Regions from separate parts of the Homo sapiens genome. Here regions 1, 2, 4, 5, 6 and 7 are each linked to region 3. The links are chromatin contacts, found by Hi-C or POLR2A ChIA-PET in ENCODE. All regions are on one chromosome and are shown on one strand. Each heading gives the region's core, a stretch centred on a gene start or an enhancer-like site at or near the end of the contact. The rest is flanking DNA. Distances are from core to core; before and after follow the strand shown.

The links. Hi-C counts contacts between places; a loop is a spot of excess contacts on that map. ChIA-PET counts read pairs that join two places held with the same protein, here RNA polymerase II (POLR2A). Pooled maps may share reads with other maps.
Region 1: a map of CD8-positive, alpha-beta T cell shows a loop between it and region 3 (23-fold over the local background). The contact joins the promoter of MGA here to the promoter of TMEM87A in region 3. A Hi-C loop is called at or near these places in 3 of 168 maps with a recorded cell type or tissue (CD8-positive, alpha-beta T cell and naive thymus-derived CD4-positive, alpha-beta T cell), 6 of 37 single-sample maps with no recorded cell type and 15 of 50 pooled maps. POLR2A ChIA-PET finds 5 or more read pairs at or near these places in 4 of 52 experiments (CD4-positive, alpha-beta T cell, CD4-positive, alpha-beta memory T cell, activated B cell and 1 more).
Region 2: a loop to region 3 is called in a map of naive thymus-derived CD4-positive, alpha-beta T cell, with 37 times the contacts of the local background. The contact joins the promoter of NDUFAF1 here to the promoter of TMEM87A in region 3. A Hi-C loop is called at or near these places in 5 of 168 maps with a recorded cell type or tissue (B cell, CD4-positive, alpha-beta T cell, CD8-positive, alpha-beta T cell and 1 more), 1 of 37 single-sample maps with no recorded cell type and 11 of 50 pooled maps.
Region 4: a map of CD4-positive, alpha-beta memory T cell shows a loop between it and region 3 (21-fold over the local background). The contact joins the promoter of OIP5 here to the promoter of TMEM87A in region 3. A Hi-C loop is called at or near these places in 2 of 168 maps with a recorded cell type or tissue (CD4-positive, alpha-beta memory T cell and naive thymus-derived CD4-positive, alpha-beta T cell), 2 of 37 single-sample maps with no recorded cell type and 12 of 50 pooled maps. POLR2A ChIA-PET finds 5 or more read pairs at or near these places in 5 of 52 experiments (GM10248, GM12878, OCI-LY7 and 2 more).
Region 5: a map of naive thymus-derived CD4-positive, alpha-beta T cell shows a loop between it and region 3 (5-fold over the local background). The contact joins the promoter of OIP5-AS1 here to the promoter of TMEM87A in region 3. A Hi-C loop is called at or near these places in 1 of 168 maps with a recorded cell type or tissue (naive thymus-derived CD4-positive, alpha-beta T cell) and 8 of 50 pooled maps. POLR2A ChIA-PET finds 5 or more read pairs at or near these places in 2 of 52 experiments (CD4-positive, alpha-beta T cell and common myeloid progenitor, CD34-positive).
Region 6: a loop to region 3 is called in a map of CD8-positive, alpha-beta T cell, with 25 times the contacts of the local background. The contact joins the promoter of RPAP1 here to the promoter of TMEM87A in region 3. A Hi-C loop is called at or near these places in 3 of 168 maps with a recorded cell type or tissue (CD4-positive, alpha-beta T cell and CD8-positive, alpha-beta T cell), 2 of 37 single-sample maps with no recorded cell type and 7 of 50 pooled maps. POLR2A ChIA-PET finds 5 or more read pairs at or near these places in 1 of 52 experiments (HepG2).
Region 7: a map of CD8-positive, alpha-beta T cell shows a loop between it and region 3 (5-fold over the local background). The contact joins the promoter of CCNDBP1 here to the promoter of TMEM87A in region 3. A Hi-C loop is called at or near these places in 2 of 168 maps with a recorded cell type or tissue (CD8-positive, alpha-beta T cell and naive thymus-derived CD4-positive, alpha-beta T cell), 2 of 37 single-sample maps with no recorded cell type and 11 of 50 pooled maps. POLR2A ChIA-PET finds 5 or more read pairs at or near these places in 4 of 52 experiments (A673, CD4-positive, alpha-beta T cell and activated CD4-positive, alpha-beta T cell).

Annotation. Positions count from the first base shown.
Region 1 is chr15:41,657,832-41,661,867 of GRCh38, reverse strand. MGA (MAX dimerization protein MGA) reads right to left here and starts at 1,463. Exons shown (of 24, transcript NM_001400225.1): 1 at 1,343-1,463.
Region 2 is chr15:41,399,956-41,403,908 of GRCh38, reverse strand. It overlaps NDUFAF1 (NADH:ubiquinone oxidoreductase complex assembly factor 1), which reads left to right and starts at 1,413. Exons shown (of 5, transcript NM_016013.4): 1 at 1,413-1,765.
Region 3 is chr15:42,271,131-42,274,957 of GRCh38, reverse strand. TMEM87A (transmembrane protein 87A) reads left to right here and starts at 1,525. Exons shown (of 20, transcript NM_015497.5): 1 at 1,525-1,703; 2 at 2,835-2,895. The coding sequence starts at 1,560. It overlaps GANC (glucosidase alpha, neutral C), which reads right to left and starts at 1,757. Exons shown (of 24, transcript NM_198141.3): 1 at 448-1,757. The coding sequence starts at 476. RefSeq lists enhancers at 364-1,563, 1,536-1,765, 1,926-2,175.
Region 4 is chr15:41,330,524-41,334,626 of GRCh38, reverse strand. It overlaps OIP5 (Opa interacting protein 5), which reads left to right and starts at 2,036. Exons shown (of 5, transcript NM_007280.2): 1 at 2,036-2,387; 2 at 2,646-2,712. The coding sequence starts at 2,066. NUSAP1 (nucleolar and spindle associated protein 1) reads right to left here and starts at 1,746. Exons shown (of 11, transcript NM_016359.5): 1 at 1,577-1,746. The coding sequence starts at 1,669. RefSeq lists an enhancer at 2,023-2,282.
Region 5 is chr15:41,280,115-41,283,946 of GRCh38, reverse strand. It overlaps OIP5-AS1 (OIP5 antisense RNA 1), which reads right to left and starts at 1,250. Exons shown (of 5, transcript NR_152821.1): 1 at 1,229-1,250. CHP1 (calcineurin like EF-hand protein 1) reads right to left here. Exons shown (of 7, transcript NM_007236.5): 7 at 2,060-3,832. RefSeq lists an enhancer at 321-1,062.
Region 6 is chr15:41,542,462-41,546,265 of GRCh38, reverse strand. RPAP1 (RNA polymerase II associated protein 1) reads left to right here and starts at 2,009. Exons shown (of 25, transcript NM_015540.4): 1 at 2,009-2,047. RefSeq lists enhancers at 1,865-2,254, 2,188-2,769 and a silencer at 3,249-3,449.
Region 7 is chr15:43,183,941-43,187,803 of GRCh38, reverse strand. CCNDBP1 (cyclin D1 binding protein 1) reads right to left here and starts at 2,401. Exons shown (of 11, transcript NM_012142.5): 1 at 2,197-2,401; 2 at 1,925-1,984; 3 at 1,571-1,650. The coding sequence starts at 2,305. TMEM62 (transmembrane protein 62) reads right to left here. Exons shown (of 14, transcript NM_024956.4): 14 at 2,660-3,544. The coding sequence ends at 3,218. It overlaps LOC124903478 (a long non-coding RNA gene), which reads left to right and starts at 1,917. Exons shown (of 2, transcript XR_007064604.1): 1 at 1,917-2,035. RefSeq lists an enhancer at 1,796-1,895 and silencers at 2,066-2,155, 2,376-2,675.

The sequences.
Region 1 (4,036 bases), core at 214-2,713, 610 kb after region 3:
TACCTTGGAGACTACAGAACCAGCCACCAGACCCTCCCCTGCCAACCCCCTTCCCAGCAGCCGTCACGCCGCCCCCAGGCACTTTCCCTGCAGCCTAGCCGCGGCATCGTGCCCAAAAAGAACGAACAGAGCAAGCAGTTGTTAACCAGGGACTCAGCCGCATAAGCCTGGCAAGCTCTACAACAACACGCGCGGGTGGGCTCGAGACTTCTCATGATCCACGTGTTTGCTCCGGCGAGGCGAACCTTGGGAAAGTTATCTTCCCAATAAAAGAGTGCACTTTGGTTTCTCGTGTTGGTCTGCCATCAGTAACCCCTCCTTTCAGACCTCATTTACCCGTTCCTGCTTCCACCCCGGCCAGAGAAAGAAGGCATTCCCAGGGTTCGAAAGGCAAGGCAAAAATCTGTACAGCAAGACACTACCACTTTTGCACTCCCGACCCAGTCTGAAACGATCCCTAGTTTCCCCATATTCTTCTGACACATAGATCCCTCAACTTTGGCTACTGGAGCTTTGGGGGGGCGGTGGGGGGGTGATGTTAATGTCCCAGATACCTTGCACTGAGGGCAGAGACCTACTTGACCATTTAACAGAAACGGGAAACCCCATAAACAGAACTAGGTAAAAGGCTGCCCCACAGAGGAATAAAGAAAATAACACCTGCTCTTCCCACCTGTTTTCCCCTCCCTCATTTCTGCACTTACACACCACCGGTCCTTTGTTTACCAAGTCCCCACTCCTACAGCTCACTTCCTCGCCCTCCTTTATTAAACTTGACGTCCTGCCTCAAACAATTTGGCCGGAAATTACTTGTTAGAAAAGACGTTTGCACAGGTGTCAAAACGCTGCGCCAAGTTCTCAGAAAAGCGACGCCGACACCGTTTCCCTTGGAGTTCTAGAACCACGAGACCTAGGCTCTAAACTGAAAAGCGCGTAAGCGTGGCTCTCGACCTAGAGCCCGGCGCCGGGCGAGAAGTCGTCACGCGGACCGTACCACGCGGAGCGGCACCCCACACACGCGAGGGCAGGGCCGAGCCATGGGCGCTTCTCACCCCTCCCGCCTCGTGGCCGCTCTCTCTGGCGTCGATGTTCCCAGTTAGGTAGCTGAGCGACGCGGAAGTGAGGCCGGGGACGCGCGCGAGGTGACATGCGCAGCCTCGCTCAGGGACCACAGGGGCGCGCCAAAGGCGGCCCTGCGCAAGGCCCGGCCTGGCGAGGGCGTGCGAAGCTCTCTCAGCGGAACGTTTCTCACGCCGTTCAAATACACAAGAGCTTCAAACTCTCGAAAAACTCCAATCGGGCCAGTACTAAGCGATGCCCTCCACCCAGGCCCGAGAGTTACCGTGCGGGGCGTGGCCGGCCTCACCCGGAGTCCTTCACATCCCGCTGGGGGCGGGTTATTCTGTTCGGTTCGCACACCGTGTGTCCGCTCCAGCTGAAGAGCCTGCGCGCGCGCACCGGACGTCCACGTCACCGCGCACGCGCTCCTACCCGCTCGGAGCCCGCCGCGCAGGCGCAAAAGGAGACGCGAGCAGCACCTCCCTGACCCCTCCCCCAACACCAGGAGTCCAAACGGCCCCAGAGCAGCAGCAAGACCCTTGGGACCCGCCCCCCGAGTGGAAGCCGCTGCTTTTCCGGGTCCCTGCAACCCAGAAAAGCCTACTGAAGGTTCTAGAACCAAGAAAGGCGAGGCAGGAGGGAGGCACCTAAACTCCTCAGGCTTGCACACGAAGCCTTCGTGGAAACTGTGAAACCAATGCCCGGCGGGCCTTTCTCAACTGTGCCTTTCACCCTTTCCCTAGGGCTCCTCGCCGGCTCCGCCCCGGCCGCGCCCAGCCCCACCCACACGGGGCTCCGCAGACCCCCAACCTCCACAAGCCCGTCAAATGAATCTGAGGTCTTCCACCCCGGAGTACCGGGGCTTGGACAGCTCCAGAGCATTGGGAAACCTTGAAGCCAAAGACCTTGAGAGACGGATGGTCGAGTTTACAACATCCACAACCGAAGACGACTAGGAAAATGGGGAGGAGACCGAAAGACTCAGTGCGCAGTTGGAAAGCGAAGAGTTGCCACTAAATTGCCGGATATAAAGATGAAAGATATCTTGATAAAACAGGGAAACGATGCAGGAGTGTGTTATCTAAGCTTTAGTGCCTTGATCCTGTGCATTCAATTTTTGTTTCTTCAAGACATTTAAGCTATGAGGTGCAAAGAAAGTATTAGTGAATATCTATTATGTGTCAGGCAGTTGCTGAAGTAAATCAATGGACAGTATTTCTCCTAACCTTCAAAAAGTAGTTTTCTTTCTCCTTCTCTACTCCTTACCAGCTGTTCTTTCTTCTGTGCTCCTGACACCAGTAAAAAGGAAGCGTAGTTTCTTAAAAGGCAAAAAAGAAGTAGGGAGTAGGAGAGCAGATTTTGTGGTCAATGATCCAAAACTGCCTTCTTTGATAAGAATTAGCAAGCACTGAGAACCTACTACGTGACATGCTATGTGACAATACAAAACACTATGAAGGAGAATGAGAAGACTAAGGAAGGAGTCAACAGAAGGAGGCTTATCCAACACTACTGATCTGACCTACTTTTTACTTAGGAAGGTCATATTTCTCTACACTTTGCTCTTCCTGAGGAGATATACAACAACATTGACAGAAACTGCTGGAATAGTCTGAACTAGAAAACGTGTAGGCTACTTTAGAGACTTCTGAAGGCATTCTGAAACCCCAAGTCAGGCACGGTCAGCAAGAGCATTCAAGATCCTAGGCAAAATTGAAAAGTAACAGTTTAACACCTTCCTCCTCTTCCCTGAACCCAAGAACTTCTTTCCTACAAGCTGCCCTGTCAGAATCTCCCACCTTACCAAGAATGCCTTCCTCTCAAGGATCTGAGGTTTCCTCATAAAAATTTTCCATTTTCTGGGGAAGAAGTAAATTTATGTTGATTTAGCATTAAAATATATGATCATAAGGTGTGAATGACTGGTTAACAACCATGCATCCCCAAAGAGACAAGTTAACCCAAATGATCTCTCTAACTGGGGGATCTGTGAGGACAACTTGGGAAGAAGGGGAATGGAGATTCTCTTTTGGTACTCCTTCCCTACACCAGGCAAACATATAACTAAATACTAGATACTTTAAAAAAACAAAACAAAAAAAAAACGCTGAACTTTGAAGATTCAGTACTACAGATCTCGGTGGGAGAGGAAAACTATCCATAGTTTTTCAAAGTGGAGTCCGCCTAACCTAGAGAGGTCGGGAGATGTCAAGAATCTGAGGGTCCTATGAGAACTTTTAAGTGTTTTTAGATGATATTCTAAAAATAATCATACCACCACACACATTTCAGGGATCCAGTTTGGATTTACCATCATGCAGGTACCAAGTAACCGCTTGTTTTTCTTTTTTATTTTTTGTTTGCTTTGAGTAACCACTTAAATGGTTACATTCAACTTTTAATGCAGCATTCTCATACTAAAGTTCTTGGTTGTATACTTTGGATAATGTAAGAAATTTCCTCCTTTAAAAGGCATCCATATATAACCGAAGGTTTAAGAATGCCAAGCTAACTGCTAAAGTGATGCTCCTAAGTTCCACCTTTTTCAGTTATCATAGCTCAACTTATTGGTCCAGCCTAACACAAAAGTCTTTGCCTTGATTTTCCTAGACTGCACGTTCAAGTAGATTTTTCTGAATATTAAGGGGAAACAAACAAAAAACTAGAGAGAATGCATGCAATTAAACAGTCTGGCCTAGAATGTACACAGTTTTGATCCTAGATTGTTCTATAAACACATAGGCACTATCTCATTTACATGCACACTTTTCCTATTCAGCAAATATCTGAGTGCCTACTATATGCTGAGGATAGGGGAAAGGCTGGCACCCCATGCACTTTTCAGATGTCTACAGCAGAACCCCAAAGATTGGCACAACTTAAGTAACAGAATCCACCAAGACAAACTTCCTCATCCAATCTATTCAGATCCAATCCTTTCGGTTCTGATTTCTAAAACATCCTCTGTCAACTGACA
Region 2 (3,953 bases), core at 164-2,663, 870 kb after region 3:
TGTAGAGTCTAGAGAAGCCAAGCCGAATTTGAGGAAGAGGAGGCGGCGCGGAAACTAGTGAAGGAGAAAACATGGAAAGGGCTAGTGTATTTAGTGAGCTCCTTCGGAACCTTAGAGAACAAAGGTGTTACGGAACTATATGCTCTCAAATTCACACTAAGCACTAAATTCCCGCCGCTATGGTACATTCTGGGGAAAGGAAAAACAGCGCAGTCTGGACCCAAGAAAGCTCACAGCGTGGCAAAGGAAGTGAGAAGTGAGTGAAAGATACAATGTTGATTCTGTCTTCCCTGGCAGTAAGAAAAAAAAACAAAAACAAACAATGTTTAAGTGCTTTGGCCGGGCATGGTGGCTCACGCCTGTAATACCAGCACTTTGGGAGGCCGAGGTGGGTGGATCATGAGGTCAGGATTTCGAGACCAGCCTGGCCAACATGGCGAAACCCCATCTCTACTAAAAATACAAAAATTATCCGGGTGTGGTGGCACACACCTGTAATCCCAGCTACTTGGGAGGCTGAGGCAGGAGAATTGCTCCAACCCAGGAGTCGGAGGTTGCAGATCGCGCCACTGCACTACAGCCTGGGCAACAGAGTGAGACTCCGTCTCAAAAAAAAAAAGTGCTTTAAGAGAGGTGTGCACAAGGTACAAACAGATGCCCTGAGCAACTGGCGACCGTGTGGGGCGAGACTCGGGAAGGGCTGGTAGGAGGGGCTGCTGTCCAGGTGCGTGGTGGTCCTCAAGAATTCATGGGGGCAATTCCAGCAGAATCGGCCTTTTGAGGCCTCAGGCAGTTCTTGTGGGGACCGAGGCGACAGATAAGGAAGGAAGGGATACAGGCGCGTTAGCAATAACTGGGTTCTATTTGAAAGACGCAGGGGGCCGGGCTTGGTGGCTCGCGCCTGTAATCTCAGCACTTTGGGAGGCCGAGGCGGGTGGATCACGAGGTCAGGAGATCGAGATCATCCCGGCTAACATGGTGAAACCCCGTCTCTACTAAAAATACAAAAATTAGTCGGGCATGATGGCGCGCACCTGTAATCCCAGCTACTCGGGAGGCTGAGGCAGGAGAATCGCTTGAATCTGGGAGGCAGAGGTTGTAGTGAGCCGAGATCGCGCCACTGCACTCCAGCCTGGGCGACAGAGCGAGAATCCGTCTCAAAAAAAAAAAAAAAAAAAAAGACGCAGGGATGGAGTTTGCCGCCTGAAAGGATACAGGAAGGAGAGGCGAAAAACTTATCTGAATTCTCACTGCTTCCTTACAACTGGCGACCAAGTGGACCAAAAACCTCCAAAAACCTCAGTTGGCTGGGCTACGGGGTCCTTGCTGTCCTTCCTGGGCTTCTGTACTCGGCCGGAACTTTGGTGTTCTGACGCCTTGTTTGGCATCGGAAGGGAAAAGCAGATGGACCTATACGGGTAAAGTGGCTTCTGGGCGGAAGGTACACTATAGGCTCGGGGAGGTAAGCGGCGGCAGGCCGGCGGTTGGTGTGTCCCGGGTGTGGGGAGGCGACAGAGCCCTGGCACTTGAGGGTTGAGGGGGCCTCCCCAGCGCGGCGAACCGTCTAGCCTCCGGAGGCCAGGCCGTGAGTGCGGGAGGTATACGCCAAGGCGGAAGAATTTTGCCACTCACTACCTGTGTGACCTCGGGTAAATTAGCCTTGGAACGTCAGTTTCTTCGTCTCTATAATTGAAATAATAATAGTACCTCTCTCAGGATTGTTGTGAGCCGTCAGTGAAACACTTAGAGCAGTTTCTGGCACATGGTAAGGCATGGATAGCTTTACTAATTCTACTCACTTCTAGCTGCGTGGATTGTGTTGTCAAAACCCACCGTCAACCTCAGGGCGGTATTGTCCAGTTAATAGTTTAGATTTTCTGTTTACTGGTAGAAAAAAAAAAATGAAACAAAGCATTTATAATTAAAGTTATATTATTAGAGAAGTAACACTACGGAGGGTTTGGAAAACATTTTATGAGCTATCATTTGTTTCTCAAATTTCGGTATGTGTAGAGGTAAAATCATTTAAGTGCAACCGGCGCGGGGGAATTTAAATATTATCCATAATTCCGGGACCTCAGATCAACTGTTAATTTTTCCTGGTTCCCTTAACGTTTATAATACATGTGAAAACATACTGTTTACATGGTTTTGATTTATCAACAAACCTTATTGATAATGTCGGCTGGGCGCGGTGGCTCACGCCTGTAATCCCAGCACTTTGGGAGGCCGAGGCGGGCGGATCACTTGAGGTCAGGAGTTCGAGACCAGCCTGGCCAACATGGTGAAACCCTGTCTCTACTAAAAATACAAAAATTAGCTGGGCGTGGTGGCGCACGCCTGTAATCCCAGTGACTGAGGCAAGAGAATTGCTTGAAACCAGGAGGTGGAGGTTACAATGAGCCGAGATCGCACAACTGCACTCCAACTTGGGGGACAGAGCTGGACTCTGTCTTAAAAAAAAAAAAAAAAAAGTTGGGCATGGTGGCGGGCACCTGTAATTTCAGCCACTCGGGAGGCAGAGGCAGGAGAAGCACTTGAACCCGGGAGGCGGAGGTTGCAGTGAGCCAGGGTCGTGCCATTGCACTCCAGCCTGGGTGACAGAGCGAGACTCCATCTCAAAAAAAAAAAAAAAAAAAAAGGTTGGGCGCCGTGGCTGACGCCTGTAATCCCAGTACTTTAGGAGGCCCATGTAGGCGGATCACCTGAGGTCAGGAGTTCGAGACCACTCTGGCCAACATAGTGGAACCTCATCTCTACTGAAAAAACAAAAACAAAAACAAAAATTAGCCGGGCATGGTGGCGCCCGCCTGTAATCCCAGCTATTCAGGAGGCTGAGACAAGAGAATCGCTTGAACCCAGGAGGCGGAGATTGCAGTGAGCGGAGATCTCTAGCCTGGTGACAGAGCAAGACTCCGTCTCAAAAAAAAAAAAAAGTATTGATAATGTCATTTTACCTATTGGTGTCTGTATCCTACAGAAAGGAAATACGTATCTGACTTGTTTCATAGGATTTGTGTGTGGATGGCATGAGATAATATATATCAGGGTGATATGAAAGTGTTAGGAGTAGGCTGGGCATGGTGGCTCACACCTGTAATCACAGTACTTTGGGAGAACAAGGCAGGTGGATCACGTGGTCAGGAGATCGAGACCATCCTGGCTAACACGGTGAAACCCTGTCTCTATTAAAAATCCAAAAAAAAAAAAAAAAAAAAAATAGCTGGGCATGGTGGCGGGCGCCTGTAGTCCCAGCTACTCGCGAGGCTGAGGCAGGAGAATGGCGTGAACCCGGGAGGCGGAGCTTGCAGTGAGCCGAGATCGTGCCACTGCACTCCAGCCTGGGTGACAGAGTGAGACTCTGTCTCAAAAAAGAAAAAAAAAAGTATTAGGAGTGGTATTCATCAGGTGCAGTGGCTCACGCCTGTAATCCCAGGTACTCCAGAGGCTGAGGCAGGAGGATCACTTGAACCCAGGAGTTAGAGACTCGTCTGAGCAACATAACAAGACCTCATCTCTATTTTTTTTTTTTTTTTTTTGAGATGGAATTTTGCTCTTGTTGCCCAGGCTGGAGTGCAATGGCGTGATCTTGGCTCACCACAACCTCCACCTCCTGTTCAAGCTATTCTCCTGCCTTAGCCTCCCAAGTAGCTGGGACTACAGTTGTGCGCCACCACACCGGGCTAATTTTGTATTTTTAGTAGAGATGGGGTTTCTTCATGTTGGTCAGGCTGGCCTCAAACTCCTGACCTTGTCATCCACCCACCTTGGCCTCCCAAAGTGCTGGGATTACAGGCGTGAGCCACTGCGCCTGGCCTTACAATTTTTTATTTTTATTTATTTATTTTTTAGACAGAGTCCTGCTCTGTTGCCCAAGCTGGAGTGCAGTGGCTTGATCTTGGCTCACTGCAGCGTCCCACTCCTGGGTTCAAGCGATTTTCCTGCTTCAGCCT
Region 3 (3,827 bases), core at 276-2,775:
TTAAGAGTTCTGATTGCAACTTTTCCACTGTTAATGTTATTTAACCATCCTTTTTTTTTGGAGACAGGGTCTCACTTTGTTGCCCAAGCAGTGGCAAGATCACAGCTCCACTGCAGCCTCCAAATCCATCCTCCCAGTGGTCTCCCAAGTAGCTGGGACTCCGAGGGGGCGGGGAGGGGGTCTCGAACTCCTGAACTCAAGCGATCCTCCCACCTTAGCCTCCCAAAGTGCTGTGGGATTACCTGCGTGAGCCACTGCACCCGGCCTATTTAACCATCCTGAAAGTATTTTATGAGAGGCTATTAATATCAACTAACTTCCCGCGAATTGAGAGAAAAGATAAAGGTCAGCAAATACCAAATACGCAAATAAGAAATGCAATTAAAACACTATTCCCTGTTTCTAGGGACCCTGGGGTCACTCGCTACAGAAGCACTTGGCCTTTACCTTATTTCCTCTTTCACTGCTGCTTCCATGGCTTCTCTGTCACTCCGACCAGCTCCCAGCTCTCAGGACAAGGGCCCTGGGCGATCTTTTAAAAAAGCCGATTGGGTGTCTTTCTAAAATTACAACCAGTACTTCATCGTCAAGTTTCTGGGAAGGGAGTCCCCTCCAGATTCTCATGGAGTGACAAATCTTGACTCTTGCTCCTGGAATTTTTCAGGCCCAAACTAGCGTTTCTACAATGATTTATTTGGCAAATTTGTCTTGATTATGGGTGGCTGATGAGGAACGTGCTTTTGTTAGGAACCGAAACTGGGCGGCGGTGAGGGCGTGTACGCAATGAGTCCTAGAGGGTAAAAATCAAGAGCGTTAAGAACCTGGAAATGCCGAGACGGCCTCCCTGACTGGGACGAAGCATCTGCAGATCTATCTCAGTGGCGGGGTCACGCCACAGATTTTGAAAACTGACCCTCTCTGTCTCCGTTTTCGGTTAAGGGTGGGAAGTGCCGGCCGGGTCTTTGCTGGAGGCTAGGTCTCCAGCCAGATTGTACTGCAGCATCGTACTCTTCAGGGCTAGAAGGGGCCTTTGAAGGTTGTTACACTACCCAGTCTAGGAATCGCGTGTACTCCACCACCGCCGAATTCCAGCCTTTGCTTAAATACCACCCAAACCGGAGAACTCACTACTAGACGCCACTTGGGCAGCCAGGCTTAGGGCTTTTCCAGACTTTCTGGCCCCAAAGTCTGACATTGACTTAGAAGGGATGAAGGGCTGGGGCGAGCGGAAGTAGAGAGCCAAATCCTGCACGGGGTGCCTGCCTGGTCCTAAAACCTTTAACGGCTGGGAGACAGAAAAGACTCAGGCCAGGCTGGCATGTAGCGATCTCTCTAACCCAGCTGACCAGGTTCCAACAGGATGACGCCTGCGCAGTAGGTCCAAAGTCTCACGGCGCACAGACGACTGTCTGAGAGAGGGGCCGCTACGCCGCACAGCAAACAAGCTCCGCGACGTTTCCAGGACCCGGATAATCCCGCCCTTAGAGCAGAGCCGGAAGAAGGCGGGACGAACCGGAAGAGGGTGAAATGCTTTCGGTAGGCACTCCACGGCTGTGAAGATGGCGGCGGCTGCGTGGCTTCAGGTGTTGCCTGTCATTCTTCTGCTTCTGGGAGCTCACCCGTCACCACTGTCGTTTTTCAGTGCGGGACCGGCAACCGTAGCTGCTGCCGACCGGTCCAAATGGCACATTCCGATACCGTCGGTGAGTATTCACTTCACTAACGTCTGAACCTAGAGGAGCAAGGGGTGGGGCTACGGCGGCCCAAGGGGTCCATGAAGGTTCCGCAAAAGTCTCTTCAAAAGGGGTGGGGTTGCTGGGATGGTCTGTGTGGCTAGCCAACTGGGACCCACCTCCCTGGAGTGGAAAGCCGCGCACTTCTGTGATTAGGCTAGCGGGAATGTAAGGGCCACTTCAGCAACAGAAAGGAGTGGTGGAGCGGCTTCTCATCAGAAAAACAGAACTTTCAGTGCCTGACTTGAGATGTAAACTTGATGTACAAACGGAGAGTTGTTTATCTTTCAGATGTTTCACAGAATCCAGTGTCCCCGGGTTGGATAAGAAAGATATGTAAATAGGAGTCTTCATTTCTTTCTTTCTTTTTCTTCCTCTGCACTTCTTGGTCCCTGGGTAATTCTGCTTACGAGATGGTTCGACTTCGCTTCAACTTTGGAATGGCTATTCTAAGCTTTACTGTGTGACTAGAAAGCATAGAGATTTAAGAAATGTGTTTTAACATGGGAATGGTTAAAATTGAAGAAATAGTACTTAAAATTTAATGTGGTAAGGCTAGTCTTTCATTTGGATAATTAACTACATGGGTTGACCCTTTCTGCCCCTTACCCATTTTAAACCTTATTTCAGTAACAGGTATAGTCCTGTGAGCAGACAAAAACCAGATGCAGGGAGGAAATGCTGAAAAGCATTAGCCCCATTAAACCTACGTTGGCCTTTTTGTTTCATTCTGCTCTGCTCACTGACTGTAATGTCCAAATCTTATTTGGGCTTTTATTATGGTAAACGTTATACCTTTTGTTCAGTGGTGAAGATTTTCAGGTGTTCAGTTAGGTTTTTACTTGTTACTAAAATGGTTAATAGTTAAGTCTTTTTAGATTTGAAAATAAAACTCTGGTTATTTGCACACAGAATAGTTCATTAGAAAAAATGATTGGTTATTCTGAGCAGTGATTGGTGAGTAAAGGGAATGAACTGATTAAGGGGTACGTCCCATAAAGATTTAAGTTAAGTTGGAATTTCTAGCAGTCTTAGATAGTTATATGATGCTTTGGTAATTGAAGCCATCTGAGGCTAATTATCTTTCCTTTATGTTTGCAGGGGAAAAATTATTTTAGTTTTGGAAAGATCCTCTTCAGAAATACCACTATCTTCCTGAAGTGTGAGTTTTTGAATTTCATGAAGTTTTAATTTGAATTTTAAAAATTTATAGGTAATGTTTTAAATTACCTATTTTATAAGTTCTGAAATCTAATAGTCTGGCATTATCTAGGTATAAATATTTTTAGTATTACTAAGGTCCTTTTACTGAATCATCTTCAAAGTACTCGTGTGAACTTTATTTTCTTCTCTTGTTTTTCTGGTGTTTACATTGCATATATACACTATGTAGACATTATATATTAGTATATATAATGTATATATTAATATATATGCTGTATATACTACATTGAATATTCAGTCACATCTCAGTCGAATTACATTTACAGTTGATACTTTCTGAGAAAAGCATCCTTAGGTGATTTTGTCATTATGCAAACATCATAGAGTATACTTAAAACTGGATGGCACTACACGCCTAGTTTGTATGGTACAGCCTATTGCTCCTAGGCTATAAACCTGTATAACATGTTACTGTACTGAATGCTATAGGTGGTTGTAACACAATGGTAAGTTTTTGTATATCTAAACATAGGAAAGTAGAGTACAAATACGATATTACAATTTTATGGGACCCCCGTTGTATATGTAGTCTTTCATTTACTGAAATGTTATGTAGTGAATGACTGTGATTATGTTGGGGTTGATTCCCTGCATGGTGGTTTTAATCTGTTCTGTGTAGATTAAAGAGGTTTTACTCTTGTGTGCTTGTTAAATGTTTACTGCAAACATGACCTAGGTTTGTCAGGCCGTTGGCTGTGAAGGAATATATTTAGTAGATCCTTTATTTACAAAAGGAGTATTTTACTGCTTTGGAAGAGGAAGCTCAGATATTATCAAGAAATAGGGATTATGTAGAACAAAACTAGTTTGTCTAGTGGAAAAATGACTGTATCTGAATCTAAAGTATCCCATTGTGTGTTCAGTAAAAGC
Region 4 (4,103 bases), core at 787-3,286, 940 kb after region 3:
TGCCAAGTGTTCAGGGATGCAGCCTTGGATAAAAGATTCTAGCTAGGCAGCAAAAAAGCCTAAGGAATTTAGGCTGAGATATTAAGGCTTTGTTTACGAAGTATAGAGGAGCCACTAACCACTACAGCCCAGAAATATCCCCAAGGAAAACCCTTTGGTCATTCAGCCCCAACAGGCACTTAGGCCCTGATTATTTTGTTTAAACAATTTAGGTCGGGTGGGGTGGCTCACGCCTGTAATCCCAGTACTTTGGGGGCTGAGGCGGGCGGATCAGGAAGTCAGGAGTTCGAGACCAGCCTGACCAACATGGTGAAACCCCATCTCTACTAAAAATACAAAAATTAGCCAGGCGTGGTGACACGCGCCTGTAATCCCAGCTACTCAGGAGGCTGAGGCAGGAGAATCGCTTGAACCCAGGAGGCGGAGGTTGCGGTGAGCCGAGATGGCGCCACTGCACTCCAGCCTGGGCGACAGAGCAAGACTCCGTCTCAAAGAAAAAACAAACAAACAAACAAATAAAAAAAAAATTGTGACGATTGATTTAAGCATTTACTCACTGTCAGTATCACAGCCTGCAGGAGAAACCTCCAGAGTATATAGCAGTATTATGTGGGAAGTCTCAACTATTAACAAAATATATAAAACCGCTATCCTACATTAAATCCCCAAATCTTCTTCTAACATCTTGGGTTTTTTGTTTGTTTTTGTTTTGTTTGAGACTGAGTCTCTCTCTGTCACCGAAGTTGGAGTGCAGTGGTGCGATCTTGGCTCACTGCCACCTCGGCTTCCCAGGTTCAAGCGATTCTTCTGCCTCAGCCTCCCAAGTAGCTGGGATCACAGGCAAAAAGCTTGGATCACAGGCGTGTGCCACCACGCCCGGCTAATTTTTTAAGGGCCAGGCTGGTCTCGAACTCCTGACCTCAGGTGATCCGCCTGCCTCGACCTCCCAAAGTGCTGGGATTACAGGCGTGAGCCACAGCGCCGGGCCAACTCTCCAAACATCTTGTAGCCTCGGAGTCAAAGACCTTACTGGTTTTGATAGAGACCATCAACCCAACAGTCATCAATAAAAATTTACCCAAGGAGGTGCTCCCCTAAAAGTCGATTTTTTTTTTCTGACAGGTCCATCAATAAAGTATCAAGAGATTATCGGCAATATTACAAATCACTGGAGTCTGTTTGGGGTTTTCCAGAAGCTGAGCCAATTATTTACTTAATTGTCTAACGATTAACGACACCCCTTGTGCTTTCTGGGCCTGAGTTTCGTAATCGACGCCCTGAGAGGTATACAGTAATTTCAAAACAAAACAAAACAAAAAACAATAAACCATCCCTCGGAATAGAGCTTATCATGTGAGCACCCAGACAAGCCAGCTTCAAAATGAGGTGAAAACTACAGTTCCTCTTCCGTTTATCAGAGTTCTAACTGGGACTACCGTGAACCACATCTACTGCCCGAGGGGCAGGGAGAGCTGCCTCAGTCCCGGGCTTCCCTCTCGGTCCCTTCGCACCGCATCTCCCCGAGGCCGCTATTCCCGCCGCGCCCGCCCAGGGACCCGCACCGCCAGCGCCGTACCCTCAGGTTGGCCCGGAGACCCAGACTCTTGGCTAAGTTCTGCAGGTCACTGTACTTGAGGGAGTCCAGCTCCTCTAGAGAGGGGATGATCATCGCGATTCGAAATCCCGGCGATACTCGGAAGATGGATCACCAAACTTCGTCAGCGCGGTTCAAATCCCTGGCGCCACTCTTAACTTTGACTAGGCAGAAATTTATAGACAGTTTAAATGAAGAATGCCGCGCTTCCATTGGTTGAAAATGCCTCAAAGGCGGGGTTTCTAACCCTGACCAATAGAAAGGCTGATTTCCCGTCCCAACAGAGGCGCGCTTTTTTCACACTTCACGAATACGCAGGCGCCAAAGGGCCTGTAACGCCTGTTCAGGTAACGAGTGCGCGGACTCGGACTCCAGTGCTTGGATTGCCCATGATGTCCAATGAGGACGCAGGAGCTGTGCTTGGGGCGGGGCCTGGCGTGTATTCGAAAGGAAGGCGCCGGCTGCGGGAAGATGGCGGCTCAGCCGCTGCGGCATCGCTCACGTTGTGCAACGCCGCCCCGGGGGGACTTTTGTGGTGGCACTGAGAGGGCGATTGACCAAGCTTCTTTTACGACCTCCATGGAGTGGGATACGCAGGTGGTGAAGGGGTCCTCGCCGCTCGGCCCCGCAGGGCTGGGGGCTGAGGAGCCAGCCGCCGGCCCGCAGCTGCCGTCTTGGCTGCAGCCTGAGAGGTGCGCTGTGTTCCAGTGCGCACAGTGTCACGCAGTGCTCGCCGACTCGGTGCACCTCGCCTGGGACCTGTCGCGGTCCCTCGGGGCCGTGGTCTTCTCCAGTGAGTGCAGTGAAGCGTTCGGGAAAGGCAGAGGCTAGCCCGAGAGGGTGTTCCCGCTTTCTCCACCGGGTGGCGGAGAACCACCTGGGGAAGAAAACGGGATGAAAAGTTGGAAGCAAATAACTCCTTGGCCTGGGGATGGGGCAGGGAATCGGGGAGTCTCCTGATATTTACGGCCAGGATGAGTCTGTCTAGAGGAGAGATTTTCCATTTCAAGGCCCGCAGAGTATGGGTTCTGACCCGTGTTTGTCTTCCTAGGAGTTACAAATAACGTCGTTTTGGAAGCGCCCTTCCTAGTTGGCATTGAAGGTTCACTCAAAGGCAGGTACGTATTGATAATTACATTGGTCTCTAGTCCCTGACTTTATGAGACTGAGGATCGTGGAACTGACATGTACGAGGAGAAAACAGTTTGGGATGCTGCTTTTACCTGTTTGACTCTTATATGAACTTGATGTATTAATGAAATGAAAAAGTTGTATTTGTGTATTGGTTTTAGGATCTTCCTGAGGGCCACTTCTCCCAGGTGGCTTGTACAAGTGAAGTGAGGCTAAGAAAGATGTATCTAGTAGTGGACAAAAGAAAAAAATAACCTTTTGGTTTACAGTGAGAATAACATACTATAAACTACAATCCTTTTAGATATTAGAACTTTTTGATACAGGGTCTTGCTCTCGCCCAGGCTGGAGTGCACTGGTGCGCTCATAGCTCACTACAGCCCCTACCTTCCTGGCTCAAGCTATCCTCCCAACCTCACCCTCCGGAGTAGCTGGGACTACAGGCACACAGCACCACTCCCGGCTAATTTTTAAATTTTTTGTAGAGGCCTTAGTATGTTGCCCACGCTTGATATTAGAACTTTTAAGTTTGCGATTATGGTTAGTTTGTAATAAGCTATGCCAGGGCTAATTCTTCAGTAACCCCAGAAACTGGAGAAAAACACAACTAGAATGTTATGTACTTGAATACTGCCTGGTAAACTTTGCGACCTGCCTGTACTATGATTTACAAGTGACAATAAAGTAGTCAGTGAATTTGGTATTGCAAGGCTCCTCAATTTTGAGTTTTGGCTTTAACATTGAGACAATTCATTTCATTCTGACCAGTTTGATTCAACGTTACGGTTAAAATATAGGAATTCTTAGTTGCTTTGTCCAGTAACCAGGAAGATTTCTGCAGCTTGGACAAACTTCAAAAACGGAGTTAGACCCACAGCTCCCTTTCTTTTTCCTGAATAAAAGACACTCCCTATCGCTATAGGAGTCCCCTTCCCACCCAAAGGGGACAAAGCAAGAAGGAGCAATTGCCTGCTTGGAATTGGGTGTATTCTGGGGCCAGAGGCAGAAGGTTCCTGAATGTGCTCTTGGAGAGGAGGCTAATGAATCTAGACCCGTGCTGTCCTATACTGTAATCACTAGTCATATGTAGCTATTATATATTATTAAATCTGCATTGAGATATGCTGTGAACACAGAATACACACTGGATTTCAAAGACTTAGTACAGAAAAATTAATCATTTACAAATACTGATTACGGGCCGGGCGTGGTGGCTCACACCTGTAATCACAGCACTTTGGGAGGCCGAGGCGGGCGGATCACAAGGTCAGGAAATCGAGACCATCCTGACTAACACGGTGAAACCGTGTCTCTACTAAAAATACAAAAAATTAGCCAGGCATAGTGGCGGGCGCCTGTAGTCCCAGCTACTCAGGAG
Region 5 (3,832 bases), core at 1-2,500, 990 kb after region 3:
GAGTGTTTATTGGGCATCGTCTTGCTCGCGCGCGCTCTCCTTGCGTCGTAGGTTGGTTGGAATGCACGTCAATCAATAGCACTCGCCCCACTCTTTCGATCCGGATTGGGTCCCAGAATTGAGGTAACAGGGAGAAATGCTTTTGTAATTCAATTATTAAGAATGTAAAATTTCCGCCGTAGAAGCTGTACCACGTGGTAAGATAGTGTGGCTAGGCCGCGTGACTATTTTAAGCCACTGTTAGGTTAAACTGTAGTACTAATAATTTCATTCTCAGGCCCGAGGGTTTTTGTTTTGTTTTGTTTTTTGAGACAGAGTCTCTCACTGTCGCCCAAGCTGGAGTGCAGTGGCGCGATCTTGACTCACTGCAACCTCCGCCTCCCGGGTTTAAACGATTCTCCTGCCTCAGCCCCTCAAGTAGCTGGGACTACAGGCGCATGCCACCACACCCAGCTAATTTTTGTATTTTTAGTAGAGACGAGATTTCACTACGTTGGCCAGACTGGTGTCGAACTCCTGACCTCAGGTGATCCACCCGCCTCGGTCTCCCGAAGTGCTGGGATTACAGGCATGAGCCACCGCGCCCAGGCTTTTAATCCAGGGGTAGCACAACACCTAGGGAAAAAATTTAATGCTTCCAGTTTGTCTCTGTCTTTGACTCTTAAAGGGCCCAAACGTTGTCCGGCTGTTTACAGCTTTGGTCAATACAGGAGAGAAGGATTCGTCACTTTTCTGAAGGCCCTCCTGCATAGAGGAAACCTGCTGTAACTGGCAGTTTTGTTGTTTGCTACACCCAACTGTAGGGCATCCTTTCTTCTGCATCATTTCCCAGAGGGGCAGGTGTCAGGCCTCTGAGCCCAAGCTAAGCCATCATATCCCCTGTGACCTGCACGTATACATCCAGATGGCCTGAAGCAACTGAAGATCCACAAAGAAGTGAAAATAGCCTTAACTGATGACATTCACCATTGTGATTTGTTTCTGCCCCACCCTAACTGATCAATGTACTTTGTAATCTCCCCACCCTTAAGAAGGTTCTTTGTAATTCTCCCCACCCTTGAGAATGTACTTTGTGAGATCCACCCCCTGCCCACAAAACATTGCTCCTAACTCCACCGCCTATCCCAAAACCTGTAAGAACTAATGATAATCCACCACCCTTTGCTGAACTCTCTTTTCCGACTCATCCCACCTGCACCCAGGTGAAATAAACAGGCTTGTTGTTCACACAAAGCCTGTTTGGTGGTCTCTTCACACGGACACGTGACAGCAGGGAGGGTATACGTGGGGTGGCTCCTCTTCGGGGTTATGACAAGCGAGGCCCAGCGTAGGCAGTGTAGGTCCACTGTGCTTGCCAAACACCAAGAGGGCTGTCATCTGGGTGGATTCTTAGAAATGCAGATTCCTGGCCTGGCACGGTGGCTGTAATCCCAGCACTTTGGGAGGCTGAGGCGGGTGGATCAGCTGAGGTCAGGAGTTCAAGACCAGCCTGGCCAACATGGTGAAACCCCAATCTCTACCAAAAATACAAAAATTAGCCAGGTGTGGTGGCACGTGCCTGTAATCCCAGCTACTCAGGAGGCTGAGGCAGGAGAATTGCTTGAACCTGGGAGGCGGAGGTTGCAGTGAGCCAAGACTGTGCCATTACACTCCAGCCTGGGCAAGAGTGAGACTCCATCTCAAAAAAGAAATGCAAAGAAAAAGCCATGTAAAACCAGAGTATGTCACCGCTGAGGCTGCACATGAATGAGGAGGTGGGCAATTTAAGGAATGGACATATACTGGATTTTTAGGCTTTTTCTACATTTAAGGAGTCAGGGAGTCAAGAATAGAAATTGCGTCTTAGCTGGAATGAATGGGAAGTGGCCACGGCTGACAAAACCATGTCGAAGCCAAAAGTGCTGGCCCCTCGATGAATGTTTCCACTTCATATATCCAGGCAGCAGCAGAGTAGACTGCAGCTGACCGTACAGACATAAACTTGAGTAAGGGAGACACTGTGATTTCAAACTTGAAGGGACTAAGTTACATAAAATTCTTGTAAAATGGACAAAAGTTATTTTGTTTCAACCACAAGTATTTATTGATGGATCGAAGATACAATTTTAATGGAACAATAAGGCACAACCGTGGATTAAAACACTTTGCTATACAGCCAAAAGGGGGGAAAATCTATAACCTTAGGAACTTTATGCCAATCAAGAAGCCTCTAAAGTACCTCTCTAATAGATCAGTATCAGACATTCTTCCCTTTTACATAATTCCTATATTACATCACTTAATCATAAAATCTGACTGATACTTCATAAAGAATTCCTCATTCATTTATATTTGAGCCATCCAGCCTGGCTACTCCCCTGTTCTCCACCCTTTTCCATCACTTTGCAGTGGTATTTTTTAGCAATCTTCAATAGTTTTCCAAAGCAAGGAAACAAGCAAGCAAGCAATGAGTCAGAAAGTCAACCAAGGGCAGATGTGTGGCTAAATACACTCATAGAGACATACATTAGGATAGCAATAGCCTGATTCACTGAAGTCTAAACTAAGCTGACTTGGCAGAAAAGTTGCTGTGGCTCGCTCAAAGATCTGTAATGCCACCTTAGGTTGTGCTACTAGTGCCAGACCTCTTGTTTTTAAGGGATTAGCAGTGGTCTAAACAAGAAGCCAGGGAGCTAATGTAACCAGGCAGCTAATGACACAACAGTCAATGCTTTGGACATGTATTAGGAGCAGACTATGGCTTCCGTCATTAACATTTGCCAAGTGTAAAATTCATAAAGAATTTTGCGGCTGAGCACGGTGGCTCATGCCTGTAATCCCAGCACTTTGGGAGGCCGAGGCAGGAGGATCACCTGAGGTCAGGAGTTCAAGACCAACCTGGCCAACATGGTGAAACTCCCTCTCCACTAAAAATGCAAAAATTACCCAGGTATGGTGGCACACGTCTGTAATCCCAGCTACTTGGGAGGCTGAGGTGGGAGAATTGCTTGAACCCAGGAGGCAGAGGTTGCAGTGAGCCAAGATCACGCCACTGCACTCCAGCCTGGGTGACAGAGTGAGACTCCATCTCAAAAAAAAGAATTTTGTGCAAAACTTCAAGACACTAAGGAAACAATCTTTAAATATTTTGGACTGGGGCCAGGCGTGGTGGCTCACACCTGTAATCCCAGCACTTTGGGAGGCTGAGGCAGGCGGATCACGAGGTCAGGAGTTCGAGACCAGCCTGGCCAACATGGTGAAACCCTGTCTCCACTAAAAATACAAAAAATTAGCCGGGCATGGTGGTGCACACCTGTAATCCCAGCTACTTGGGAGGCTGAGGCAGGAGAATCACTTAAATCCAGGAGGCTGAGGTTGCAGTGAGCGATCGCACCACTGCACTCCAGCCTGGGTGACAGAGCAAGACTCTGTCTCAAAAAAAAAAAAAAAAAAAAAAAAAAATTTGGACTGGGATATTAGGCACTTCCGTAACACTAATATTTCTACTTGGAAATGTGAAGTGGAAAACATTCCAGTGCACATAACACTGAGGCATAAACCATGCTGCAAAGGTGTGAATGCATGAGGCTTTATAGGGTGCCCAGCCTCCTTATTAAATAAAAGCCATGAGAAAGTCCCTAGGCATATTGTCAGAGCAGCCATTCTGGTGGTAACGGTGTCCCCAAACTAAGCAAACCTGTAAGCATACTGCTGCTTTTTCAACAGTCAACATTGCACTAACAAGAGGAGCCACACAGGTACAAAGTTGAGAATCAGAGGCCAGAGATAGAGTGATGTGGGCAAGCAACCTAGAAGACTTGGCTCCATACCTCTCACCAAGGCCACCTTTCAA
Region 6 (3,804 bases), core at 760-3,259, 730 kb after region 3:
CTGCGCCAGTGCACTCCAGCCTGGGCGACAGAGCGAGACTCTGTCACAAAAAAAAAGGAAACCTACTGAAACAGGCCAGGTGCAGTAGCTCATGCCTGTAATCCCAGCACTTTAGGAAGCTGACGTAGGTGGATCACCTGAGGTCAGGAGCTCGAGACCAGCCTGGCCAACATGGTGAAACCCCGTCTCTACTAAAAATACAAAAATTAGCTGGGCATGGTGGCGGGCGCCTGTAATCCCAGCTACTCGGGAGGCTGAGGCAGGAGAATCACTTGAACCCAGGAGGAGGTTGCAGTGTGCCGAGATCATGCTATTGCACTCCAGCCTGGGCGACAAGAGCAAGACTCCGTCTTAAAAAAAAAAAAAGAAAGAAAAAGAAAAACCTACTGAATCAGAAACTCAGAGGTTGAGGCCCAGCAATCTGTTTCGTTTTGTTTGAAACAGAGTCTGGCTCTGTGGCCCAATCTGGAGTGCAGTGGTTCCATCTTGGCTCACTGCAACCTCCGCTTCCCAGGTTCAAGTGATTCTCCTGGCTCAGCCTCTTGAGTAGCTGGGACTACAGATGGACACCACCATGCCCTGCTAATTTTTATATTTTTAGTAGAGATGGGGTTTCACCATGTTGGTCAGGCTGGTCTCGAACTCCTGACCTTAGGTGATCTGCCAGCTTCAGCCTCCCAAAGTACTGGGATTATAGGCATGTGCCACTGTGCCTGGCCCCAGCAATCTGGTTTAACAAGACTTCCAGTTGATTCTGGTGCCTGTTAAAGTTGGAAAGCCACTGGACTAACATTGGCTGCCCCATGATGTCCTTTGGTCTAGAAATGATTTACTTAAGGTCCTACTATGTGCATGGCAACACGTTGGGTGCTCAGTATTTAGATGCAAAGTACAAGGTCTGGTGCCCACAAGGAACTGACAGTCTATTCAAGGGAACAGGACATAAGCCTGTGAAAAGGTAACCGGTGACAGTTGGTAGTTGGCAGTGTGTTCTTAGCATACCACACAACTGGTGCAGGCGGTGAGATTCCAGGTGAATCCAAGGAAAGTTTGGTGAGTAGGCGTGGCTGGCAGAGGTTTTAGAGTTGACGCCAGCTAGGCCTTAAAGAGTTATCCTTTGGAGACAGGGGTGGCAGGGAAAAGAGGGAGGATTTCCAAGAAGGGAGAGTGGGATGAACAAAGGCAAGATTCTGGAGAAGATGATAACCTTGCTAGCAAGGAAGCTTTATTCCCTCTCTTCTCACCACCACTATTTCTGCAGTGCACACTGGCAGTGTTCTTTCCTTGGGCCTTTTTCATGGTTACCTTCTAGCTCTTCCATAAACACATTCGTCACGTTGGGGTGTGTGTGTGTGTCCACGTTTCTGTGTGCTGCCGTGGGCGTGGGTGCTGGGATGTGGGATGTGGTAACACTGGCTGGTGAGTGCAGAGGGACGTCTGAGGAACGCTGTGTCCCTGCCAGGGGTGTCGTAAGTGCAGAAGGGGCTGTGCCTGCTGTACATCAGAAGCATGTGTGGGCCAGGCGCGGTGGCACATCCTGTAATCACAGCACTTTGGGGGGCCGAGGCGGGCGGATTACCTAAGGTCGGGAGTTCGAGACCAGCTTGGCCAACATGGTGAAACCCCGTCTCTACTAAAAATACAAAAATTAGCCAGACGTGGTGGCGGGCACCTGTAATCCCAGCTACTCGGGAGGCTGAGGCACAAGAATCGCTTGAGCCCGGGAGGCGGAGGTTGCAGTGAGCCGAGATTGCGCCACAGCACTCCAGCCTGTGCGACAGAGCAAGACTCTGTCTCAAAAAAAAAAAAAAAAAAAAAGGATGTGTGTTCTGGGTGATGGTATAGAGCTTACGTGGGGGTAATAAACCGCCAGCCGCGCAGCACCGCGCTCACCAGTCCGCTGCACTGAACAAGCAAAGCCCAGAATGCTCCGAGATAAGACCGGGAGAGGCGGGGCTGGGCTGCGGGGCGGAAGCTGGAATCTGGCGGCGGCGGAAACGCGATCTCTGCGGGGCAAGATGGCGGCGCCCAGACAGGCCTGGAGCACGTAGGTGGCGGGGCTGGAGGGACGGATTTCAGGTGATCTGGGAGGAGGACCCAGGGTAGCGTGTCCAGTTTCTTTGCTGGAACCTGCCTGCGGGCCTTTGGTCTGTAAGGGAGCAACTGTGGCCTCCTCTGTGCATAGATCTCGGGCACGGCCCTTCAACGGGCGGCGAAAGCTGCGACTCGATGATTCCTCATTGTAGAGTTGGGTGGTCCAGGAGGCTTAACTGGAGCCCTTGACCTGAGCGGTAAGGGCAGTCACGCGTCCCGACTCGGGATTGGATCCTGGCTCTGGAGGATAGGCTGCAATGTAAGAGCCCCAGAGACTCCTCAGAGGCCAACATAAACCCAGAGGTCCATTGTTAGGACTACTTTTTTTTACGAGTTACTCTTTAGGCATTACTCTTTAGGATTACAGGCGTGAGCCACCGCGCCCGGCCAACCCATTCTTATTCTATTAATAACTGAAAATGTTATCACTTCTAGCACTGATTGGTTCTGGACAAATCTGCGCTGGATTTGTGGGGAAACACACTGGTGGCTTTACTTAGGACTAAAATAATTGTTACTGAGGTTTATTTATATAAGTAACAGGCACTGGGCTAGGCGTTTTGCGTGTATAGTCATTTAAATCCTCACACATTTCCTATTATATAGGACCTGTTACTCACATTTTACAGTTGTGGAAATGGGACTTAAGACAGCATAGAGGCCGCGCACGGTGGCTCACGCCTGTAATCCCAGCACTTTGGGAGGCCGAGGCGGGCGGGTCACCTGAGATCAGGAGTTCGAGACCAGTCTGGCCAACATGGTGAAACCCCGTCTGTACTAAAAAAATACAAAAAATTAGCCGGGCGTGGTGGCAGGCGCCTGTAATCCCAGCTACTCGGGAGCCTGAGGCAGGAGAATCACTTGAACCCAGGAGGCGGAGGTTGCAGTGTGCCGAGATCGTGCTATTGCACTCCAGCCTGGGCAACAAGAGGGAGAATCTGTCTCAAAAAAAAAAAAAAAAAAAAAAAAAGGACAGCATTGATAATTTGCCTAATTTCGCACATTTAGTGCATTTAGTAAGTAGCGGAACTGGTATTTGACTTCTGGCCTATTGATTCCAAAACTGGTGCCCATAACCCCCTGGCTCTCTTTGTGATGTAGGTATGGCGCACCCTATGAAGTGAGCTGGACTTTGCTTTTGGATCACATGAATCCATGGATAAGTAGGAATTGTTTCTGCTTATGTAGACTCTTATAGGAGTGAATTGTTACCATACTATGGATTCTCAGTTCATCTAGTTCAGCCTTCCTTAGGGCCTTTGGGTAGGCATTGGGGTAGGAGACTTTTTCCTTGTTTGTTGGTCAGACTGCCCAACAATTAGATATGGTTATCTGCCCTTTGGCTATATAAATAATAAGAATCATAACTGGCGTTTGTGTCCTTTCATGTATGAGACTCTGTTCTAATCTTCTTACATATATATAATTAATTCAGGAGGTAGGTACAGTTATCTTCATGTTACAGATGAGGAAACAAGCACAGTAACTTCAGTAAAATACCTTGCTTAAGCTTACACAGTTAGTAAATGGCAGAGCCTGGATTTGAACACAGGCAGTCCATTTTCATACTGTTTACCTCCCATCCAGGAAAAGGCACATCTGTATACTTCGCTGTTGTCATGCTACAAATAGTAATTAATACAAGTTCTATGCCAAATTTAAGATGAAATTTTGTAGACAGGTCTTTGCTCACTTCATCCACTTCCTTCA
Region 7 (3,863 bases), core at 1,152-3,651, 910 kb before region 3:
AAACTACTGTCCTGAGCATGTATAGAAAATCAGTTCTATGCTGCCTCCTTGTGGTATCTTACTTGCAGTGAGTTTTAGCAGCAAGTCCTAAGTGCATTTGAAAGAAAGGGGTTAGCAGATAAGAAAAATAAGGTAATATTAACTACTCTTTTTGAAATAAGTATTTTCCATGAATCTTTTGAAGTGCTCTCATACAATTCATCTCTTGTTTCCTCATCACAAATCTCAAAGGTAGGCCAGGCACGGTGGCTCACACCTGTAATCCCAACACTGTGGGAGGCCAAGGCAGGCGGATCACTTGAGGTCAGGAGTTCGAGACTAGCCTGCCCAACATGGTGAAACCCCGTCTCAACTAAAAATACAAAAATTAGCCAGGCGTGGTGACAGGTGCCTGTAATCCCAGCTACTCGAGAGGCTGAGGCAGGAGAACTGCTTGAACCCGGTAGGCAGAGGATGCAGTGAGCCCAGACTGTGCCACTGCACTCCAGCCTGAGTGACAGAGAGAGACTCTGTCTCAAAAAAAAAAAAAAAATCTCAAAGGTATGTAGGAGGAGAGAGTTTATCACTGTAGGTACATGCAGCAGAAGATATTTATATCCTTTCCAAACACCTATATATGTAGACTGAAAAATTAAAACAATTGACTATGAAAATCAAATAAGGCAATGAATATGCCATTTTAAAAGAATCTTACTCCTATATTAAGCATACACAACTCTAGAAAAACTGAGCATAGAGCATACGTGGTCATAGCCAACATGTTTACTTTCATTAGTTTTATAATAAAGGAATATTTAAAATGCATAAATCTTTGTTCTAGCAATTCTACTTCCGGGAATTTTTTCTACCAATATACACACATACACAGAATTAGGTAATTCATCACGACACTGTTTGCAGTAATTCTAAGTTGGAAGGTCCAGAACAGTGTTTATGTATCATTTGTGTAAAAAGAAGCTGACACATACAGATAAATGTATATGAATGTATATATGCACAGAATATACGTGGAATAATGCAAAAGGAACTGGGGGAGACAAAAATGAGAAAGTGGGTGGAAAGGTAAACTTAACACACTTTGATATCTGTTGAATTTTGTACTATCTACATATGTTACTGATTAAATATAAAAAATAATATAAAAAGGGTATTATGCAGTATAACAGAATAGGTAGCTTAGACATCAGATAGACCTTGATTTAAATTCTAGCCCCCCTGCTTTTTTTTAAATCTTAAGCTGAGCTTCTGAGCCTCCTTGCTCATCTGTCAGATGGCCATCAAGTATGTGAAAACACCCAGCAAATAAAAAGTGCTTAAAAAATTATCAGAAGGGAAACAACCAGGATAAACTTCAGACTGAACCAATATTTATAAGACCTGCCTACTCCGCGCCAGGAACTGCACTTGGCAATTCGGTCTTCACAACAATCCTGTGAAGTAAAAACGGTAACCTCACTGGACAGATGAAGAAAAGAAATCTCCTGGCGTGCGTGCAAAAGGTGGAAAGAAAATTAGAGGATTCCTAAGGTGTAACTCGGCAGCCCAAGGATTCCACGAAAGTGAAGCCCACCTGTGGAGACGGCAGTGGAAGCTGAGAGAAGACTATGGTCAGAGTCGTGGCTTCCCTTGACACAGTCACAGCTGCCTCATCTGGGGGGTGGCCGAAGAGGAGGCAGGTGCCAATACGTTAGTGCTGCACGGACTTGGAAGACTTCCCTTACCGACCGAGACTTCTCAAAAACACTTCCCGAATGTCGAGGTTAGAATTCTATTTCACCCTCTCAGGTGCTGAGGTGGGTAAGGTACCTCACAGAAAGGATGCAGCGGGGGAGAGCAGTCCCCTCCGTGGGGGACAGCGGGAGGAAAAGGGGTCGGGACGCTGGAGGAACTGAGGCAAGGGGAGCCCGGAAGGAGGCGCACTCACTGAGTCTTCTCCAGAACATCTCTCGATTAAACTCCTCGGTGGTCTCCTGGGCTTCGCCGACTTGTGGGTGTGGCGTGTGGGGGCCGAACGGTGGCGAATGGAAAAGCTGAGGTAAGCGGAGCCACCTCCCTCGCCCAAGCCCGGCTCCCCGCCGCCGCCCCAGCCCGCCCTCTCCGCGACCCCGAGCCCGGCCTCTCCCCGACCCCGAGCCCGGCCTCTCCCCGACCCCGAGCCCGCCCCTGCCGTCGCCCGTTCTAACTCCGTCAGCTCACCCCGCACTCGAGGCAGGAGCAACCGCAGCTCCTCCGCCAAGTGCCGGAGCTGCTCCAAAGGCGAAGCCAGGGTGGGGACTGCGGCTGCAGGTGCAGTTGCGCTCGCCATCTCAGTCGCTTGCCGAAGGCCGCAAACACAGGCCTCCGCTGCCACTGCCGGAGCCGCACTGCGACAGCCGCTCCACTTCCGGGCCACAGCGTCAAGGGCTCGTTTCCGTCAACAAGCCGTCCAGCCCCGTCCCAGAGGCCCTGCCCTGCCTCCTCCCGCCACGAGGCCCGGCCCCGCCCGAGGTCCAGCACCACCCATCCCGTTATCAGAGACCAGGCCTGGCCCCGCCTCCTCCCGCCCCGCCCTGTCCCCTGAGGTACAGCACCAACCATCCCACTCTCAGAGGCCAGGACAGGCCACGCCTTCTCTTGCCCCTTAGGCCAGGCTACACAAGCAAGCCTCAGGCTCACCGTCTTTCTTATTCATCATTCATTCATTTATTTGATTAGTTGAAAACACTTCCGACTAAGGAAGCAGAGAGCCCACAATCCTGTGGGAAAACAGGCCTGGGAACTAATATCTCAGGGGTAGTGAGGGTCGGGCCCAGATCCTCAAAGGTTCCCTGCCCCTGAAATTGCACCTTTGACAGCTGCTGAATTCCAAGCACAGCGGTAAGTGCTTTACATGGGGTAACCCTAAAAAACACACTGGGCCTCAGACACTCCCGTACACACACCCAACCTCTACCCTGTGGATGTCCTAGATAAGGGTTTTCTCTTCACAAAGGTAAATCAACTCTTTGCCTCCTTAGGGAGGGAAGGAATAAAGGCATTATTTTTGAGACTTTTCTGCAGTCCATTCTGCAGGTATCAGTAGTGGGTAATCCCTCCAACGTCCAGGACTCCAAACGAGCAGCTGCTCCCTAAAGCTCACCCACCAATCCTGGCCCTCCACCTGCTACTGGGGTAGAGGCCTGGGCTACAGACACAGAGGCTGGGCTTCTGCCCAGCTGCCAGTGGTGAGACATGGCCTTCAGGAGCTCAGGTGGCTTTTTAACTGCACCATGAAGATTCCAAACTTGGTGGAGTTCAGTGTCCACACATAACGAATGAGAACAGGTGTCAGCAGTGTCAACCAGGTCCGCAAAGGGGAGAATAAAAAAGCTAGGGTGCCGTATGTTGCATAAAGAAAGTAGCAGGAATAAACCTGCCAGATGTACAGCAGTAGCATAAGTAGGTGAACAGGCATAATTTTCAAGTATTTTCTTTGATGGAGATGAGACCTGAAGTTGTGACCAAAGCACCGCTGCAGCAAGCTCCAACACATGTAAGCCATCAAGGGGATGTTAAAAAACGCCAGCTGGAAAAGAACAGAACCATAGCTTACTCCCAAGTCCTTGGAAGAGTTTGGTCTTAATAATGCATTATTAGTGGATCCTAAGACTATGCTGCTATCTGTCTTGGCGTTAGCTAATTTACTTCAAGCACAGTTGCTTATAACACAACAGCTGACTTGTGGCTAGTTGTGTATTTGCCCATGTCCTTTTATTCATCTTAGAGGCAGGTATCATTTAATTTATGCTGAAGTCCCAACTTGTAGTACAGTATCATATACACAGTTAATACCCAATGGTGTTAAGCTGGAATTGAACTGAGTAAATGTATACACACACATACAA